Regions from separate parts of the Mus musculus genome. Here region 1 is linked to region 2. A link is a loop called in an ENCODE intact Hi-C map of the cell type or tissue named here. Cell type or tissue: heart. All regions are shown on one strand.

Region 1 (8,000 bases), 59 kb before region 2:
TGCTGAGCTTCATTCCTTGATGAGGGCCACAGCTTTGCAGGTATATGGAGTGAGGGACCAAGGACAAAGTGTCACCTTGCTGGCCTGCAAGCAGGTAAGTGGTTAAGATCTACACTGGAGTTCAAGCCCTCCTTCCACACTGCCAGGGGTCAAGACCCTCTTTTGTCCCCCAGTAACTGTGTCACCTTTCCCAAGTCCGTCCCTCCTCTGAGCCTCCTTCTCCAGCTATAAGTGGGGCTACAGGTGAGCTTACCCTAATAGAGTTGCTACCTCCAGCAGCTCAACCATTGTCACAGCACCACTCTCAAGTCAGTGTAACCAAAGGCTCAGGAGTGCCTCTGCCACTAGCTTCTAAGTCACGTGGGAGCATCACCAGGGGATGCAGAGCCTCATTTGACCCACCTTGTCGCTGTGTTAAGGGGGCTTAGCAAGACCTTCTCTTTCTTAGCCAAGGGTAAGATAGGTTCAGGCCTCAGGGTTTGAACTGTGCCTCTTTCCTTTATAGCTCCACTCCAGCAAATCTTCCTGTGCCATGATCTATTATTATTGTTATTATTTATTTTTTGAGACAGGGTCTCACTATATAACCTTGATTGCCCCTGCACTCACACTGGCTACCTGCCTATCTCCTAAGTGCTGGGATTATAGTCATGTGCCACCAGGTCCTGCAGCAGCTCCTTCTTTTGGGGTTCCTAGGATGGGTAAGAGGAATACTAACCAGGGTCTGGAGCAGATTAAATGCTCAGCTAGCACCAGTTGCTATGAACCCTGCCACCATCACCAGTAGCATTGAAAGGAGGTAGCTCACCTCTCAGATTTTTTAAAAAAGGCAACAGTAATAAGAGGTTTCTGAAGGTATAATCCACAACAAATTCAAAATAAAGTAGACTGCAAATCTGAGGTTTCTAACAGCCTTTGCCCAGTGTGATGGTTTGTATGTGCTTGACCCAGGGGGTGACACTATTAGACGCTGTGGCCTTGTTAGAGTAGGTGTGCCACTGTGGGTGTGGGCTTAAGACCCTCACCCTAGTTACTTGGAAGTCAGTATTCTGCTAGCAGACTTCAGATGAAGATGTAGAACTCTCAGCTCTGCCTGCACCGTGCCTGCCTGGATGCTGCCACGCTCCTGCCTTGATGATAATGGACTGAACCTATGAACCTGTAAGCCAGCCCCAATTAAATGTTGTTCTTGATAAGACTTGCCTTGGTCATGGTGACTTTTCACAGCAGTAACTAAGTAAAACCCTAACTAAGACACCCACGTGGCCTTGGAATACTTCTCTGTAGCCTTTACACTGCATGCAGGCATGCCAACATTAACAATAAATACTACTGAAATATCTCAACTCAGATTCCAGACAGTTTTATAAGATTGTGGTGTGCACAACTTCATCTCTGCTTTTTAACCTTTTCTAGTCAAGGTCTAGTGTGGCAACAAAGTCGAAACAGAGTATCCATGAGTATCCATGCCTGGAAGAAATCAGTTGCTCTTTCTGCTTGAAAGCTAGGGCTGTGACTCTGTGGCTCAGCTTTGCCTAGAGCTCTTACCAGGCCAAAAGTTCAGTGGTCTCCATGGTAACAGATGGGGAATAAAGCCACAGGAAAGGATGTGTCAGAAGAGAATTCATTACTCTTCGTACACTCAATTTATTTTATCTGGGTCCCCTCAATCCAGAGCGCCTTGCCTCAGTGGGTCTTGTGTACAGTGAGTGTGAGGGCTGTTCCAGCTCTCTACCAAGACTTGGCTCCCGAATGACATCCTCAGTCTTAATTCTCATGCCTTAGAGCATCACCTGGCAAAGCATCTGTGCTGGGTGAATACCCCTTAACCGCACCTGATGGCAGCTCACACAATGGTTTCCATGCAGGCAGAGCAGAGGGGCCGAGAGAGACTATGACATTCCCCACTACAGCGGAGACAGGTCCATAGTTCTACCACACACATTGTAGTTTTGAACTAGGGTCCCACAATGTAGCTCAGACTCACCTCAAACTCATAATCCTCTTGCCTTAACTCACTGAGTGATAGAATGGCAGGCACAGACCACCATGGATAGCTGGTTTTACCTTTTAAAAAAAATTTGTGTGTGATATGCATGTTTCTGCAAGTGTACCCATGCCATGACGTGTGGGAGATCAGAGGGCAACCTTTGGCATTGGTCCTTGCTTGAGACTAGGTCTCTTCTTATTTGCTGCTGTGTAGGCCAGGCATGTGACAAATCTTGTCTCCAACTCCCATCTTTTTGCATCTTTCAGTACTGTATCTAGCACATAAAGATGTGCCCTCAAGTTGTTCACCCTTATAAGGCAAGCACTATACCCACTTCCACTTAGCCATCTTCTCCTGCCTCTTGCTTTCCCTTTCTTCTTTCTCTCTTCGCCCTTTCCACTTTCTGTGGTACTGCAAACTACAACCAGACCTCTGTGCATGGTAGCCAAGTGCTCTGCCACCCAGCCACTGAGCTACATTCTCAGCCCTTGAAAGGTGTCTTAGCTAAGCAGTGTCCTTCTGTATCTGTCTCAGCTACTTGGGAGGCCAAGATGGGAAGGTTAGTTGAATCCAGGTGTTCAAAACCAGCCTGGGCAACAAAGTCTGCCGTTACTGCAAACAAAATGCAATTGTTGTTATAATAAATAGCAGATCATCTTATCTTTGAGGAACTGTATAATAACCACCCATCATTTTAAAGATACTGGCCTTGATGCACATTCTGTTGTTGATCACGAGACCCCAGCAGGCAGGTAAGTGTGGTCACCACCCCCATTTTAATAGGTAGGAAGACAGGTTAGGAGAGGCTTGGCCAATTGTCTCCCAACAGCTACTAACTATAGCTAATTATGCGGTTTCACTCTGTGAAGCTGTGATGCTGTTGTTCAATGAAAAACTAGTCTAGGCATTGCTCTGATGATTTTTTCCCTCCCGGATGTGATTATTTTCTTAGATGTGTGACTTCAAGAGCAGCAGGTGAATGGGGTCCCACTGAGCTAGCTGAAGGCTTTAAGAGCAATGACTAAAGTTTTCCAGAAAAGGAACGCTGCCTCAAGGTTGCAAGAAAGAAATTACCCAAGTTCCTGGCTTGATGGCCAACCCTGCAAAGTTTAGACTTCACCGCTGTGTCATATCAACTGTTACCTGCTGACGTGAAGTCTAAGAATTCTGTGTTGGCCAGCTTCCATGGCTGTGCGCGTCAATTCCTTGCAGCAAATCTATTACTGGTTTGCTTTTGAAGAGCAATGGTGGATGCAGGAGAGCAGGTTGGGAGGTCAAGCCTCACTCATTCTTCTGCCCAGGGAAAGTCAGTTCCTGCTTAGAGGGTAGGACTCAGGTCCAGAGGATGTAAAAGGATCCTCACAGGCTCATGTGTTTGAATACTCGGTCCTCAGCTGGTGGCCTTGTCTTGGGAGGTTGTGGAACCTTTTGTAGTTGGGACCTTGCTGGAGGGAGTAGATCTCTAGGGATCCAGCCTTGACACTGACAGCCTGACTCTACTTCCTGTCCCATTTCTCTTCCTGATCCATGAAGATGTTCCTGCCACGGCTGTCACAAGCTCCCCTTGCCTGCCATGGCTGCTCTGCCACAGTGGACTGCCTTTCAAACCATGAGCAGAAATAAACATTTTATTGGGTCATTCTGTCACAGGCATGAGAAATCTCATAAACCTCTGAATCTCTTTCACCTCTCACCCAAAGGAGACTCCCACTGAGGTAGAGTAGAGAGATGTGGGAAAGGGCTGACTTGCTAAGAGATGTCCAGACAAAGGCAGCAGAGACCAAGAGCAGGTGATGTGTTTATTGCAGGACATCTGGTCCTGAGAATCAGGCTAGTTCTGGGGCCCCAGTGGAGGTACTTCTCTCAAAAGCCCAAGCCCAGGGCAGACAGATACAATAGACTCCAAACCAGTTACACACAAACAGAGAGACTGGTAAAGGAGATGGAGGGGCAGGAGCCGAAACATACACACACACACACACACACACACACACACACACACACACACACACACACATACACACACACACACACACAAATAACAAACGAATGTGCAGGTTCCTATGCTGGTTGAGAAAATGGCAGCTCCTCTTCTGCATCCAGCTCTTTCCTTCCTCTGTTTCCATGAGACATCCATCTGCTCAGAAAAGCCCTATCGCCGTTAAATCTGACTCAGTAGCGTGTGGCCAACCTTCCTGGCCGTCCCTGCTATGGTCTCTTGGATTGGCAAATGAGTCAAAGAGAACCAAGATGGCAGGCAAGGTGTGGTGGATACATCAGAGGCTGAAGCAGGAGGAGCAGGAGTTCAAGGCCAGCTTTGGCTCTGCACTAAGTTTGAGTGTAGCCTTAGCTACATCAGATCGATCTCAAAAAAAAAAAAAAAAAAAAAGTCCCTACCCCCACCAAAAGAAAACAAAAACCAACAGAGACACAATCGTTTCAAAAACTAAATTACAATTTGTTTCTGTGGTCTTTTGCACCTCCCTTCCAATTCTGATGGGTGAACAGCATGTCCCCTGACCAAGAAAAAAACAAACAAACAAAAAAACCCCAAAAACCAAACCAAACCAAAAAACCCAACCACAAGAACATCTTAAGCACAGGCTGTGAGTCATAGTCATAACATATTGCACATGGTGACAGTGTTCCTGAGCCCTCGCACTGCAAATCCCAGACATGGGCTTTTGCTCTAGCAATCTCTTGCCTGTCAACGCTGGTGTCATATACCACGTTAGTCCCTTCCTCCCCACTTTTCTAATATTCCACAGTATGACTACCCTTTAGTATTGGCCAAACTCAAGTCTGGGATCAGTTTAACCTCAGCACTAAAAGCAAGTGGTGGAGGGAAGTAAGGGCCAGTTCAAACCTTTGTCTCCTTCAAACAACATTCCCCCACCAGGGGGCAGTAATCCAAGTCCAATAGGCGAACACTTGCATCCCAGGGGTGGACTCTTGCAAAGTGAGCCTGAGAGGTGGTATCCCTCGCTGTTGTTATCCACCAGTTGGTCCCAAGTTGGATTAATAAAAGATACAGCCTCATGTGGGACAGACAGACAGTGTGGCAATTCAAACTTTTTGCTCCTACAGAATTTTCAAGTATCATAAAAATCCCTGACACGGTATGTAAACAAGATTTTTTTTTTTTTTTTCAGGATAGAAAGCTAGACTGTTCCAGGAAGCAGCAGCATGTGAAATAGCTAGAAGAATGGAAAGATTTGGGGTTCAAAAACAAAGGGCAGGCAAGATAGCCACTTACTGTGCCTTATGGGCTCAGTGCTCAGGCCTAAACACGGGCCATGGGACCCTTGGAGTGGAGCTAGGGAGAGAAAGACACTCAGGATGGATCTTCTAGGGACATAGACAGACGTGTCAGGTGCCCCTTCTTTTTCAGTGGTATGGCTATGAAAAGTAGTCTTTGAGAAGTCCGGATGTATGCAGTCCTCACTGTCCAAGTCTGATATGCTCCATCGGATCCGCAGTTCAGGGGAAAGGTCACAGAGCCATGTCTTTGTCCTCCAGGCATACACGGAAGGATTTCCCAGAGAGATGCTGTTGGGCGTATCCCTGGATGTTTTGTTCTGTTGATTTGTTTTTAAAAAGAGCAAAGACCCTCTCTACTTAAAGGTACTAGGTTCTCTGTCCCACCTGGATGAGCTCTCCTCTTAGGTATTTACTTCCTTTGTCTGGATCTTTCAGGATTCTCCCTGTGGTCCAAGTGTGGCCTAGCTGTCGAAACAGCCTGCAGGGAACATATGGCTGCCGCTGAAGTAGCTGCTTCCGTAGGAGGCCGTAAGGCAGTGCCTGGGTTCAGCTGCTATGGCCATCTGCATGCTAAGGGATGCAGGGACGGGCACAGGACACATATCCAAGGGCTGGAGGGTTGGGTATGGCGTGTGGAGGGATGGACCAGTGTCTCCTGAGAGCAGGCCCCCTGAACGGTGGGCCTGCAACGAGTCCCGATATGCCAAGCACAAGTCCTGCGCTGGACTCTGGAACTGGGCTAGAGTTGTTGGCGGTGGCTGGCTGAGAGTCGGGTAGGTGGGCGGTTGGAACAGCACTTGGGCGGGAGCTGATGATGAGCCCGGCACCATGGCCAGCGTCTGGCTCTTGACTGCAACGGCATCCTTGAGGACATTGTCATAGGCTCTGAAAGGAAAAGGCTCAAGTGAGTTTTGGAGATGCAAGGCCACTAGGCACCTGCTTACCTTCCTCGGTAAGTGGGACAGTGCCACACCACTCAACGATGACACATTATAACACAGCCACGGCTATCGACTTACTAGACTCAGGCCTCAGGTCTCAGCTTGCAGCTGTTTCTGTCCCCAAACCTCTCTGATCCTGTGCAAGAGTAGGCAAACTTGTCCCCGCAGCTCCTGAACCTCCTCCACACCTTGGCTGTTAAAGCCCCAGCAGGTAATTTGGGTCCCACTTGCTTCTGTTCACTCAGCACCCCAGCACTTGGCAGAGACCCTCCCCTCTGCTACTTTCTAGGTTCTTCAGGGCCCGCTCTATCCCCATCTGGGAGAATCTCTAGCAGCTACAAAGCAAACTGCCCCCTGGGGTTTGGAAGCAAGCAATGACAAGCAACACGAGCCTGGGGACTGATACTGGAGTAGCCATCATCGGTCAAAACAGGTTGTGTACTGACTTGGGGACGTTTTTGTTTGTTTGTTTGTTTGTTTGTTTTGAGACGTTTCTCTGTGTAGCCCTGGCTGTTCTGGAACTTGGTTGGCCTCAAACTCAGAGATCTGCCTGCCTCTGCCTCCCCAATGCTGACATTAAAGATGTGCACGCCCATCACCTGGCTTGACTTGGGGACTCTAAAAGTATACAATTGAAGACTCAGTCTAGGGAGCAGGGCTAACATCTTAGAGTGGGTCTCCGATATCACAGCAAAACTGCTGGCATTCGGATGTTGAGAGGTGGCTCTTTGGGGACTGAAAGTCTTCTGCTTCTGCTACCCAGACCCAGTCACTCAGGCCTGCATAGAGGTAGTCACTACCTGCTGGTGGAAGAGGGAGGTAACTGCTCAAGGGCTATTCAGATCTCTCTGCACTCCTCTTGGTAGCCATTATTGGTCTCTTTGGCTGCCAATCTCTATTTCACAGTGTTAGATCTAAAATTACCCACTGACCCCTTAAAAGAGGCTGTGATCTCTTAGCTGAAGCCACTTTGGACCTGGTTGGCTAAGTGGTCACTTTTGCAGCTTGCCTGAGAAAAGGAACTTATGAGAGAATGAATTCGCAAAATCACACTGGGACTTACATCAGTCAACCCAGATAGGATGGAGTTCAGTTGATAGAGTACTTGCCTAGCACGCATGAAGCTGAGTTTGACCCTTAGCAGTAAATCAACTGAGCATGGTGGCACACACCTGTAACATCAGCACTCAGGATGGAGGGGCAGAAAGATCGGATGTTCAAGGATAGCCCACTAGCTACATAGTGAGACTGAGTTACCCTGGGCTATGTGATACCCTGTCTCAATAGCAAAATACAACAATAGGATGAGTGTAGACATGAATATAGGAGCAGGTGCCCCCAGCCCTGTTCCTCTTTTCCCTCTCTCTCCAATCTTAAAAATGCAAAGAGAAACAACCAACTCTCAAAGCCCCATTCTTAGTTCTTTGTTTTTCCAAGACAGGGTTTCTCTGTGTAGCCCTGGTTGTCCTGGAACTCACTCTGTAGACCAGGCTGGCCTCGAACTCAGAAATCTGCCTGCCTCTGCCTCCGAAGTGCTGGGATTAAAGGCTTGTGCCACCACTGCCTGCATTCTTAGTTTTCTTTTTCTTTTCTTTTCTTTTTTTTTTTTTTGAGACAGTTTCATATTTCTCCTAAGCTGACCTCCAGTTTTCAATCCTCTGGCTTCAGTTTCCCAAGTGTTAAGGTTATAGTTGCATGCCGCCATACCCGCTTTCCAAATACCACTTCTGTCAGGGGTCACTCTGCTCATTTTGCCTGCAACACCTTATCTGGGGGAACTACTATCTGTCCCAGACTCAGAAAATCCC
Region 2 (8,000 bases):
CCCAGTTTATAGGAGAAAATATTGACTCATTCATTTTTATCATTTGAACATACAGAGAAGCCCCCATTCTAGGTCTGGAGGCCCCAGAACAGCCTGAGATGCACGTAGGCAGACTCTTTTGCAGCGTATATTTTTAGAATCAGGGGAAAGATTGCAAACTACCAGCAGACAATTTCAGATACTAGTAAATGCTATAAAGAGACTAAAACTGGGTGATCTAATCATCCCATGGGGGAATAATAAATTACTGAGAGGTTACTATGAGACAGACTGAGAAACACAGACTGCGAAAGAACAGCCAGTACTAAGGGCCCGAGGCATGAAGATGATTGACAAGTTCAAGGGACAGAAAGGAAGTCTGTGGTTCCAAGGGAGGGAGAGGGGACAAGGTAAGAGAGTAGACCAAGGAGGCTACCTCAGGGTCTCCAGATAATAGTGTGGACTGGCAATTTTATTTGAACATGTGTATAGGTGTTTTACCTACAAGTATAGCTATGTACTGTATGCACCCAGTGCCTACAGAAACCAGAAGAGTGGGAGCTGGAAACCCTAGGACGGAAGTTACAGATTGCTGTGAGCAGCCATGTGGGTGCTGGGAATTGAACCTGCGTCTTCTGCAGGAGCTGCCAGTGCTCTTAATCACTGAACCATTTCTCCAGTCCCCTGGGAATCTTATTTAAAGCACAAGAGGTCTTGAAGCGAGAAACTGACACAATGGAATTCTGGTTATAGGGGAAGAACAAGCCATAGCACCTGGGCCGAGAGCAGGTAAATTAGGCAGCTCAGGAGATACCACCGTTGCTAGCTTGCATACAGCACCTAGACTTGATTATATGGCATTAGCTCTTCCACATTGTCAGTATGGTGCTACACTAGACTCCCTCATCCAACAAAGTGCGGCTCCTACTATTCCCGAGATGGCAGCTGTACCCTCTGCAGCCACCAGGAGAGGAAGGCTGCTAGTGGTTCCACACAAACAACTGCACAGTCTGTATGCAAACACGCTTTGTGTTCGTCTGCAACACTGAACAAAGGGGGAATGTCCAGCATGTGCCAGGCACTTGTAAAGTTGTCCTGTAGTACTGGGAACACATTATTAGAGTTGATGTTTAATTTAAAAAAAATTATCCTGTCTGGGAAAGACAAAAGGCCAGCCCTTGCTCCTCAAAGACAGGAGATCAGCGGGGTACCAGCCCCTTTATCATGTATGCTCACTCAAAACTCCACCAAGCTAAACATTCTTAAACATCTTTGAAGAGGGAGAAAAATGCAGCAAGAATACAGCAGATAGTTTTTGAAGGAAGTGCGACATTGTAACTAAAAGGACTTGAGATTTGACCCTAAGGTCAGCTTCGAGCCTGGAGTGTCTCAGGGAAGTAACTCTGGAGTTACATTGTTTCCACAAAGCCTCTTCCTCCCTTCATGCCCTAAGGTACATGCAGAAATGACAACCACTTAGCTACCTTAAATCAGGGAAGCATGCTCTCCAGTGGCCCTCATTACCTGCGTTCAGCCAATACTTCTAGAAAGGGCTAAGAATACACTGTTTCACGTACTACCGTACAGCCTCTGTCTCTGCCTTCTGGCCTGGCACTTCTGACCCTCAGGCCTCTGAGAGCTTAGTTAAACTCCCATGCCCTGCTTTTGCAAAGAACTACCAGGACCCAATTTTGTCTCCAGATCCCCAGACTGGAACATTCTGTTCTGGACAGAGCAAAGGAACACGGGAAAGCAATGCCAGAGACATGTCAGCAGGTAGAGGAAAAGAGGAAAAAATAAATAAATAAAATAAAGCATTTGTGTGACTAGAAGAGATTCACTCCCTAATGAGTCAAGTCCCCCTCTCTCACCTCACCTGAATCTGGAGACTCTATAACAGGTCTGCCACAGACACTGAGTATGTTTTGCTGAAAGTGGGAGCCCAGTTCTACAGAGATCTACGGGCCCCAATAAGACAACTTCTGACCTACACTGGCCTGACAAACCAGTCGAGACTACCTCTCCCCTAAATTCATGTCCGTCTAGAACCTGAGAATGTGACCTTACTTGAAAGTCATATCCTTTCAGATGTACCAGTTAAAGTACAGTTACACCCTACTCGGGTAGGGTGGGCTCCTACGAGGAAACAGACACAGACTCTCAGACAGGAGATGACACAGAGGCAGTAAGTTAAGAGCATTCAGAGAGCTGAGGCAATTGAACCATGAATTTAAGGACTGCTTGGACTATACAGTACCTATACAGCTAGCCTGGGCTCCATAACAAGACCCTGTCTCAAAAGCAAACGGATCTTCTGTATCCTTCCAACATCCTGAAATCGGATGCCCACCAGCCTCTAGTACTTTGTTACAGTAGCTCTGCTTCCATTCACACCAAGTCTCCAAACAATCCTTCCCAGCCCAGGTACAGGAAGAAAGAGGCAAAGCCTTCATTCAGTCCTCTGGGTTTTCCCAGTTTCCCAGTGGCCAACAGCAGCCTCAGCAACAGGAGGTGAACTGAGAGGGGGATCAAGTTTCAGCCAGCCCACCTTCTACCACAGGAGGCCAACTGGCAGGGGAGTTTGTGTTTTCTCCCTTAGCTTTCTAGTCTGCAACCTCTTTCGGTTAAGGCTAGTGTGTCTTTTCTTTCTCTCGTTTTGAGACAAAGTGTCCCACTGTGTAGCCCTGTGCTTCCTGGAGCTCCTCCTGACGCTTCAGTTGACCTTGAACTTGTGGAGATCCTTCTGCTGTCTCCACAGTGCTAGGACTGCCCCCAGGCCAGACTTTTAAATTTCATTCAGTTCCTGCCTTAACAATGAATTCCCACCATCTACCTAATATTTCTTTACACCGAACTGTAACTTTACTACGTTTGCATAGATTTATTTAGGCATCTGCTTTACCACTGAGCTATGCACTAGTCTAGTAATTATATTTTAAAAGAAATTGCTACAACATCATTACAATGATAGGGAAAATCAGCATTATGTATAGTAGGTGGTATTATGTGTCTTTGAATTACACACTGTAATGGATACACAGTATTTTTTTTTTAATCCATTCTTGTACCATGTAAAGTAACCTCGGGAGGAAATCCAATGGGATACGAACTATTCTTCATTTAGGTGGCTGGTGAAAAACCGACTTCAAGTTCTTGGATCTCCAGGTCCTTTGCCTGGAAGAAGACCACACTCCCCATGAAGGTAAAAGAGCAGGCGCACAAATAAAAGGGCACCAAGAGTGCTGAGTTCCCATGCGGGGCATCCTGAAGACACCCACAGGAGACCGAAAGTGACTTTAAATACCCAGTCCTTGCGAGTGACAAGGGCGGGGAGGAACTGACCTTCTCGCGCAGAGTGCAGTGTACGTCCGAGGCGACGCGCCCTTCCCACCACGGCTCATCCATCACCGCCGCAGTTATGAAGCTACCGGGATCTCGGGGCGCACCCTGCGAGGACACCAGGAGCTTCAGCGATCGGAGACTCTTCCTTCACCCTGCCCTCAGTGACCCTGATCCTCCTCGGTCCCTGTCCCAGTCCGGGACGGGCGCCCCCTCCTGCCCTGCACCGTGGAGCTGGCTGTCGCCCGCTGTCCTGAAGAGCCAGCAGTGTCCCCGCTCCCCTCCCTCCGCCCGCCCAACCTGGGGCTATCTGGAACTGTGTGCAACAACTTGCAGAATATCCAATGTGCCCCTCTGCAAAAGTTGCAAAGTTGCGGGCTGTAGTAGCTCTCCCAGGGCTGGCTGGGTCACTGGCTCAGAGTCCCCAACTCCTCCCCCGCCGCCTAGCCTTTGTCCTGCTCGCACATCCTGCCCTCGAGCCGGGGCCAGACTCACGCATCGCTGTCCCGGCGTGGGGGGCCGCGGGTGGTGGGTCCCTTCCCGCACCGGGTACGTAGTGCCCTCCGATGGCCGCCCGGTCCCTGGCCTCGCGTGCTCGCGACCGCTGCCTCTGCAGCCCGTCCCGCCCGGCCACCGGCGCGCCCCTGCGTGCGCTCGGTCCCGCCGCGGCTCGCAGTTCGGGCCGCCGGGGGCCTCCCTCCCTCGCTCGGGGAATTGGGGGCCGGGCCTCGCGCATGCGCCGCCAGCACCCCGCGCCCCGCGGGGCGGGGGGCTGGGAATGGCAGTCTTTCTTTCCCCGGCGCTGAGCTGCGCTTCCTGCCCACCCTCCTCCCTCGCCCGGGCAGAAAGCTAGGCTTCACCTTCCCTGGGACTCTGGGGGCGATCCCCAGTGACCCTGCCCCCTTGATCCTGGAGCGCGGGGGACGCGGCGCCACCTGCGTGTGCCGCGCGTGGATCCAGCGGCCAGGACGCCCCCAGAAAGTTCTGACTTCCGCATGCGCTGCTCCTGCCAACCTGCAGACGCTTCCACCTGTCTTTCTTTCTTTTTCAGCCTGCCCTGCGATGGGGAGGTAGATTTTCAAACAATTCCCACAGGAGCCCCAGAGAAGACACCCTTGGATACGCACGAGTTCCTCTTTATAAAGAGGGCTCAGTGAGTATCTTATTGTACTCTTAAGCGTGCATCCATGCTGAGCATTGCAGGGAAACAGTCCTTGTGGCAGGTTGCGGGATAGAAAGCCCTTTTAATTTACTTGTTTTCAGAAAGGCATTTTCTGGAGCCTGCAGTATAATGGCATAACATCCTGCTGTGCTGATTTTTGTGAGCCCTTTGGTGATCCCACTAACTTAAAATCAAGTCCACCAACTACCTGGGTGTTTTTGTTCACCCAGTGTCTTAACCACTTAGAGCTTGGCTTTAGGTAATAGAGGGATACAAACTACAATAATCTGCTGGGGATACATTATGATTAAATGAGAAAGGACACGAAAGAGGATTACCACTAGGCCCGTTAGAAAGTCACCAGTCAATAAATAATTACACGAAAAAGACTTTAGTTTCTGCCTAGTTTTCTACAAGATAGATATTTGTTGTGGTTTGAGACATGGTTTTTCTGTGTAGCCCCAGCTGTCCTGGGACTTGCTCTGTAGACCAGGCTGGCCTTGAACTTGGCGATCTGAGGGAGGTCTTGTAGGACTACAGAGTCCTGTGAGCTGGGACTAAAGGTGTGTGCCACCATCATCAAGCCGCAAGTAAAATTTTACGGGTTAAAAATACAATTTAGTTTTGAAAGGCTACTATAGTACTGCATACCTGCGACATTAGCACTCAGAAGGCTGTCTGTAGCTTAAGGGTTAGGAGTTCAAGGGCAGCCTGAGTTACACAGAAGTTTGAACCCTGTCTAGGCTGAGGGTTTTTTGTTTTGTTTTGTTTTGTTTTTCTATGTTTTTTTTTTTAGCTTTGATGAACTTGTACTGAAAAGAAGTTTTAGCATTTATGAGCCCTCATAAAAATTTAAAAAATACCTGAGATTAAACAAATGTGATATATATGCAATCATGTATGCATATCTTTAGATCAATGTGACCTAAGACCTTCATGAAGAATCAGATGCAAAGCATGGACAGGCAGGCCATCAAAGAAAAAAAAATCTCATGCCCTATTCACTAACAAACAGATACAAACAGATACACAAGTAGATACACAGATACACAAACAGATACATAGATACAAACAGATAACAAACAGATACAAACTACAATTTTAAAAGCTGGAGCAGATCTTTATCAAAGATGTTTTTAGTGTTTGTTAATGTTTTCGGTTGGCATACAAGGTAATGGGTTCCTTTGTGGCATTTCGCACCTATGTGTCCTCATAGTTTGTTCTCAGTCATCATCTCTCCCCTACTGCCAAGGGACTCCTAAGGTGGGTAAATATACAACCTTCTTGGGAATGCAAATGCCATCTTTCTGAAAAACAACATAAATCAACAAGTTTCAAAGTATCATTGCATCCAACTACTCCACCTCCTAGAGTTTGAGGTCAGGTTGGTATCCATAGTGAGTTCTAGGCCAGCCAAGGCTTGCACAATGAGACCTCATCTCAAAAAAGAAAACTCGGACCGCCCCCCCCCACACACACACATCACCACGTGGGCAGTGGCCACACACACACACACACACACACACACACACACACACACACACCACGTGGGCAGTGGAATTGGATAAGGATGATCTTCTTATGACGTTTTTTGAGAGGAATGAATATGTAATGAGTTGGGGGTAGGGTAGCAGTCACAATATTGTAAGTAAGCAGGAGATGAGAAGAGGGTTTTACTCTTTCCAAGCATCTTTATTCACACACAAAAGAAATTGAAAAATAACCATAAAAGCATTGACTATAATCAGAGTGATAATTATGGGGGGAGCAAGGAAAAGGAAGGGAAGGGGAAGGAGGGAGGGAGAGAGGGAGGGAGGGAGAGAGGGAGGGAGGGAGAGAGGGAGGGAGGGAGGGAGGGAGGGAACGGAAGGAGTTGGTGCCAGCTATTGAACCTAGGGACTGGCACATCCCAGGCAAGCATTCTTTGCCTCCCAGTTTCATCTTCAGTCCTGGAAATCTTTAATTTACCCCCTGCCAGTAGACCCGTGTTTTCTAAATCTCCTACAACAAACATATATTGCTTTCATAACTAGAAAAAAAAGGGGGGGTGGTGAATGTTATTTTCAGTACCCAAGTGCTACATTTGCTGGGGAGGCCCGTCTTGAGCAATGAACGCCTTACAGTATTGTTTGTGTTTTGCTAATTTAAAGGGAAAAAAACCATTATTTCTTTTGCAATAATCTCCCTATTCTGGCTATATGGAAAAAGGAAATGCCTTGATCCTTCACTAGTTTATTGTCTCCCCTTCCCTAAACATCAGCTATGAGTTTATCAAGGAAGCCGATAACAGAAGGAGAAACACACACTTTGGGCTTTTCTCTAGGAGCTGTTTTAAGAGGAGTCTAAACACACTCACCCAGCCCTCTTTTGTGTATCCTCGGGGCTCCCTCATTTTCCTGCTATCTCTGAAGAACAAAAACACATTGCACCAATAAACTGATGCTTTTAGAGGCTGGTGGCTGCCCGCAGGTGCCCTCAGCAGTGGCGATTTCCTGTGCTGGCAGCTGGGAGAGAGTGTATCGAGGCTTACTTCTCCCAGTCCAGTCCGGCGAAGAGGTTTTGATCATTCAAAAAAGTAAATTCTTACTAAGTGCTTATTAGGACCAATGACTGCTCTTCCACCCTCTGCCCCAAGCGCTGGCAGTTTAAGGAAACAGAAGTTTGAGGCAAAAACATTCTAGCTACCTTCAAATTTAACCACGTATAAAGTGAAAAGAAAAGAAAACTCTGCCCATTCCAATTTCACTTAGAGACAGCGAGTCTAGTATTTCCACCCTGTTACTATTGACTGTTAACTCCGCAATAAACTTTCTCTCGACCTCCTCCTGTCACCCCCTTTCATGTGATACAAGCTCTTCCTGGTCCCATTCTGTTGCTAAGGATGGCCATTAGCTCGTTTCCTTCAAAAGGGACTTATGGGAATGGGACACCAGAGAGATGGCTTGGTGGTTAAGAGTACTAGCAACTGGCCTTCAATTCTCAGAATTCTTGTGAGGCAGCTCACAACTCTCGGTAACTCCAGCTCTTCTGTCTTCCTTGAGCACTTACACACACACACACACACACACACACACACACACACACACATACATAAAAATAAAGAAATCTTCTGAAGTGGCTGATGAAGACAAAGCTGAGTTAGAGTACTTGCCTCACTTACACAAAACGCCGTGTTTAATCACATAAACCAGGTGGAGGCACACACATTTCACCCCAGCACTCAAGAGGTAGAGACCGGAGACTCAGAAGTTTGGCTATGTAGTGAGTTCAAGGCCAGCCTGGGCTAGAGCCTGGCTCTTTCTTCCCCTTCAAAAGTGACTGGTGAGACAGAAAAGGGCTATTTCTGTTACCTCATTACTCAGTAGACTGGGGCAAGAGGGCTGCTGAGAGTTTGAGAACACCTTGAGCTAGATAGAAAGTACAGCCCCAACAAGAAGCATATAAGCAGACCTTATCTGACCTTTTCTACTCTGCAAACACACACACACAAACACACACGTGCACACATGTGCACATGCAC

What was found. A loop is a pair of places that touch in the nucleus more often than their neighbours do. Peaks named below come from ENCODE experiments on the same cell type or tissue, not always from the same donor. Only the 100,000 strongest peaks of a DNase experiment are listed, where the experiment ranks them.
Region 1: it touches region 2 in a loop (3-fold over the local background); 5 of 42 quality-filtered maps call a loop at or near these places.

The regions. Positions count from the first base shown.
Region 1 is chr11:43,583,428-43,591,427 of GRCm38, reverse strand. Ccnjl (cyclin J-like) reads right to left here. Exons shown (of 6, transcript NM_001045530.2): 6 at 4,429-6,136. The coding sequence ends at 5,713. Among named protein-coding and RNA genes, the nearest start is that of Fabp6, 14 kb to the left of the region's middle. In heart, CTCF peaks have their summits at 4,671 and 4,878 (motif pointing right); a DNase peak (open chromatin) is centred at 4,887.
Region 2 is chr11:43,524,781-43,532,780 of GRCm38, reverse strand. Ccnjl (cyclin J-like) reads right to left here and starts at 4,032. Exons shown (of 6, transcript NM_001045530.2): 1 at 3,814-4,032; 2 at 3,322-3,426. The coding sequence starts at 3,384. In heart, CTCF peaks have their summits at 926, 3,530 (motif pointing left) and 4,520; DNase peaks (open chromatin) are centred at 3,780 and 4,070; H3K4me3 peaks cover 2,855 bases; H3K27ac peaks cover 4,171 bases.